Linked DNA regions of Homo sapiens: region 1 is linked to region 2. The links are chromatin loops, found by intact Hi-C in ENCODE. Cell type or tissue: CD4-positive, alpha-beta T cell. All regions are shown on one strand.

Evidence for each region. Hi-C counts contacts between places; a loop is a spot of excess contacts. Peaks named below come from ENCODE experiments on the same cell type or tissue, not always from the same donor. Only the 100,000 strongest peaks of a DNase experiment are listed, where the experiment ranks them.
Region 1: it touches region 2 in a loop (4-fold over the local background); 15 of 110 quality-filtered maps call a loop at or near these places.

What each region holds. Positions count from the first base shown.
Region 1 is chr1:24,535,655-24,538,154 of GRCh38, reverse strand. RCAN3 (RCAN family member 3) reads right to left here. Exons shown (of 5, transcript NM_013441.4): 5 at 1-2,500. Among named protein-coding and RNA genes, the nearest start is that of NCMAP-DT, 19 kb to the left of the region's middle. RefSeq lists enhancers at 1,607-1,696, 1,523-2,172, 2,173-2,500. In CD4-positive, alpha-beta T cell, no CTCF peak of the experiment used is centred here; a DNase peak (open chromatin) is centred at 1,454; H3K4me3 peaks cover 415 bases; H3K27ac peaks cover 2,091 bases.
Region 2 is chr1:24,585,875-24,588,374 of GRCh38, reverse strand. All of the region lies in intron 1 of NCMAP (non-compact myelin associated protein), which reads right to left. Among named protein-coding and RNA genes, the nearest start is that of NCMAP, 31 kb to the right of the region's middle. In CD4-positive, alpha-beta T cell, CTCF peaks have their summits at 773 and 972 (motif pointing right); a DNase peak (open chromatin) is centred at 994.

The sequences.
Region 1 (2,500 bases), 50 kb after region 2:
GGATTTGTCTTTGGTTTCATCAGGTGAGTGTGCTACAAAAATCTAGAACCTAAGAGCCAATGCAGCGTCGGTTCTGTGACTATCCTTGTTAAGTGTTACGGTTTTCTAATCCTTCACAAATGTTTTTTTCCCAACACAAAGCACCATTATCTTTCCTCACAATTTTCAACATAGTTTGATTCCCATGAAGAGGTTATGATTTCTAAAGAAAACATGGCTACTATACTATCAATCAGGGTTAAATCTTTTTTTTTTGAGACGGAGTTTCGCTCTTGTTGCCGAGGCTGGAGTGCGATGGCGTGATCTCGGCTCACCGCAACCTCCGTCTCCCGGTTCAGGAAATTCTCCTGCCTCAGCCTCCCAAGTAGCTGGGATTACAGGCATGTGCCACCATGCCAGGCTAATTTTGTATTTTTTAAGTAGAGACAGGATTTCACCATGTTGGTCAGGCTGGTCTTGAACTCCTGACCTCAGGTGGATCCACCCACCTTGGCCTCCCAAAGTGCTGGGATTATGGTGTGAGCCACCACACCTGGTCCTATCAGGGTTAAATCCAAGTAATAACTCAATTTCAAAAAAATTGCAGAAAAGCCTATTAAAAGAAAAAAAAAACCATGAGACTTATCTCTTGTAAATTTGTTACATGAACTAGATATTAAACAGCCAAAAAAGGACAGCGATGATAGTATCTGTTAAGATCCTGGTTCATTTCACAATATGAAAAAGTTGATGGGTACTTAGTAGCTTTTTTAAAAAAATTCATTTTATTATATTATACTAGAAAAATGAAAATATTAATACTTTCCATTCAGAAAAGCTTAAATGACTCGTCTCTAATTTTGGTTTAAAGTTTTCTTCAATTTATTCAAGGCTCTCAAAAAAAAAATAGAAAAGCACTGTAATTTGCACTGCTTGACTGTAAAATGTTTTATGTGTTAGGAATAGAATATTCTTTAATGGGCAGGCAGAGAATGAAAGCCAAGCCAAATAACAAAATCTCATGGGTTTTGATCACTTAGAAAATTACAGTGAATCAATATTACCTAAAAGGAAATTCAAAAAATTCCCAATTGTTGATAATACATGTCTCCTGGCATACAGGGTCCATCTTGCAGTAAAAAATGGGCACAATGCTGAGTTCAGAACTGCAGAGTAAATTTATTGGGTGGTTGTCGGTTAAAATGACAAATGATGATCTGAATTCAATACATTAAATTGCTGATAGAATTGCAAATTTCAACTGAATTTACATTGAGGCCTAGCAGTGGTAGTTGGCTACAACTGGAACAGTTTATCACCTCAGGGTATTTGAGGGCAAGGAAGATACAGAAAAAAAAAAAATTAGGGGTATGCAACACAGTTTAAGTGCTCAGAAATAAATTTTACCACAGTGAGAACGAAACCACAATGACATGTTACTAACACTGTGCAGACGTCATGGTTGAATGCCTGCGTTCTGTTCCTTCCTGGTGGCAGCCGCCTTGGTTCATTAGTTCTCATGTTTGCAGCTCCTTCACATGCCCCGGAGCTTCCCAAGTGTGCCACTCAAAGGAAACAGCACAGTGAGTGGAGGCCAGCAGACCCACCCGGCCCAAAACAGAGCCTTCTCAGTTATGAGACTTTTCTACAGAAGGGACTTCAAAGTCTAAACAGACCAGAGAGAGTTAAAAAGATCCTGCTGCTTCTTAGGGAAGTTCAAAGGTACATTCTGACACCTAAGTGGGAAACAATTCTGTTTTAGGAAAAGTGCCAACTGCAATCCGGGTACAAAATTTCAACAAAAAGAAAAGTAAAACTGAATGATCTCCCCCTCATTCCCTAATTCATAGAAAAATAGTAGGTGTGACTTTTGTTTCAAAGCAAGCTGAAAAATGGTTAAATGGACAATTTACAAATGGTCTTCAGAAAACCTTATCATTACCTTTTCTAGTTGAAAGTCCATGAATGACATACATAAACGTACACATCATAGCCAAAAAACTCAAGAACTAGTGGTTAACAAGATACTGGAAAAGGTGAAGGATAAAAACTGGTGAATGAAGGTAGCTGGGTGGTCTACAGGCTAGAACACGGTCACGAACGGCAGAATGCAGTAGCCACCTGCGATCCTAATCATTCAAGCTTACTGGTGATACGTCCCACTTCTAAAGTGGCCGTCCTTCCTGGGCAGCCATGTCTGGAGGGCGCCACATCAGGAATGAGGGCCTGTGCATTGCTTTGTCCCAAATTCCAGATAAGAGCAACATGTGGGTGGATCTGTGTCGTAAGACTCATCCTCAAAGTGGATTTGGCATTTCTTCCCCAAAGCTAATTGAACAAATACTTGAGAACCATGATTTCTATGAATTATTCTGTATTTCTGGTTTCTTTTCCTGCAAAAAATTTCATGTATACTGAGTAACAACCTTTGATCGATTTATTAATTAGAAGCTATTTATACCAGTAGAAAAATACCCACAAACAATTAAAATTATAAGACTATTTTTAAATTCATAAAAAT
Region 2 (2,500 bases):
TTCTCCCAATCTCCTGAGGGATGGGAGATTCAGCAGGACTTGATCTCCTCCACAGACAAGTGGCTCACTACTCCCAAGCAGCTCCTGGAGATATTGGGATGTTTTAATGGTCAGAAAATTGACCCTAAGGCCAGGTGTGGTGATGTGAACCTGTAATGATAGCTACTCGGGAGGCTGAGGTGGGAGATTCGCTTGAGCCCAGGAGTTTGAGGCTGCAGTGAGCCATGATCAAGCCACTGCACTTCAGCCTGGGTGACAGAGCAAGATACCATCTCAAAAAATTAAAAGGAAAAGAAAATTGAGTCTTTTCCTCTCAGAAGTCCCATCTTTCTCACTAAAGACAGAGCTGTTTTCCTTTCTGTTTCTTTCTCTTTCTTTTGCCTATTAAACCTCCGCTCCTAAACTCCTAAAAAAAAATAAAAGAAAAAATAAAAGAAAAAGAAAATTGACCTTCATATTGGCATCTTGTAATTTTTACTTATTGGTGCAAATTATCTCTCCACAAAGGTAAATCTGCTACCTCTTCTAAGTGAAAACCTGTCAGGATTAAGAGCACTTTTCTGGTGGGGAGTGGTGGCTTATGCCTATAATCCCAGCATTTTGGGAGGCCGAGGTGGGTGTATTGCTTGAGCCCAGGAGTTCGAGACCAGCCTGGACAACATGGTGAAACCTCTTCTCTACAAAAATACAAAAATTAGCCGGGCATATTGGTGTGCACCTGTAGTCTTAGCTACTTGGGAGGCTGAGGCTGGAGGATTGCTTGAGCCTGGGAGGCAGAGGCTGCAGTGAGCCAAGATCATGCCACCACGCTCCAGCCTGGGTGACAGAGTGAGTCCCTGTAAAAAAAAGAAAAGAAAAGAAAAGAAGGCACCTTTGACCTTTGTGCATGAAAGGTTCAATTCAAACTTTCACCGATGGAACAGAGCAGTTGGGGTAGCTGGTATCACCACATCAATGTTACCTCCCACCAATAGGTGGCGATAGTAGTTGTCTGTAGGTTGGTAACCATCCTGCGAAGCCAATCTGTTTTTAAGCAGAGGAGCTTTCTGCCCTTCAAAACACCAATTGTATGTCCTCTGACGATTTTCTTCTCTGGGGTAAATATTCTCAGCTCCTTCAAACAAGCCTTCGGGTGATGGTGTCCCTCATGGGTTCCTCATTCCTCTGTGTCAAGGACTCCCCTAAGAATGACCCCAAAACTGGACACATGACTCCAGAGGGGGGCTGACATGTTCAGAATGACAGTTTTCTTGATACTTATCAGATGTGAGCCTGAATTCTGCTATTTACTAGCTGTGTGACCTTGGCCAACTTTCTTCACCTCTTGGTTTTCTGGTCTGTGAAATAGGAATTATAAAAGTCACAACTCCATAGGGTTGTTGTGAGAATTAAATGAGATGAAGCATGTCCTATACTCAGCACAGTGCTGTACACAATATCTATCGATATTACCCTGGATTGATAAAAAGAAATAGCTCACTGGCCTTACAGGCAGCCACAGCACACCTGCTGAAAGATGGCCCCCAACTCTTTTTCACATTTATCCTTATGCTCGTTAATGGCCAATCAAAGCCCCAAGATCACCAAGTGAAGGTGCTTTTTTTTTTTTTTTTTTGAGATGGAGTCTCACTGTTACCCAGGCTGGAGTACAGTGGGACGATCTCAGCTCACTGCAACCTCCGTTTCCCGGGTTCAAGTGATTCTTCTGCCTCAGCCTCGCAGAATAGCTGGGAGTACAGGCACCTGCCACCACGCCCAGCTAATTTTTGCATTTTTAGTGGAGACTGGGTTTCACCATCTTGGCCAGACTGGTCTTGAACTCCTGACCTTGTGATCCGCCCTCCTCGGCCTCCCAAAGTGCTGGGATTACAGGCGTGAGCCACCGTGCCCAGCCGTGAAGGAACTTTATAAACTGCAAAGTGGAAAGAGAGCGGCAGTGACAGTCGCATGATGACAATATCATGATGGTCTGCTGTCCATTCGCCAGGACTCCATTCTGCACTTGTGCAGATGACTTCCTGACAATCAGGACTTTGCATTGATCCCTGTTAGCCTTGACCGTGTTGATTTGGACCCTCAGGAGAGACATTTCCGCTCCTCCTGGGTGGCTAAATGACAGTGCTGTGACACAGCACATTGTCTCGGGGCTCATGACCCAGCAAGGGCTTTGGGGTTGCCTAGACCTGGATTTTCATCTTTGCCTCATCACTGACCAGCTTGATAAACTGAGCCGCTCTTTCATTTGTAAAACAGGGATAACAGCCCCTGTCTCGTGGGGTTGTGAGAATAAATGAGATACCATAATTGCCCAACAGAGTGCCTGGAGTGCTCATGCCAGTTCCCAGCCCTTCTTCGCTTCTCCCTGGCTCCAGTCTGTGTTCTCCCTGCTCTCTTTGGAGCTTGAATTCCTTGTTCTCTGTCTGGTCAAGTTTTGGGCTGCATTTGGTCAAACTCAGGTATAAACAGGGAGGTGAGGGAGTCAGACCATGAACGCTGGTGT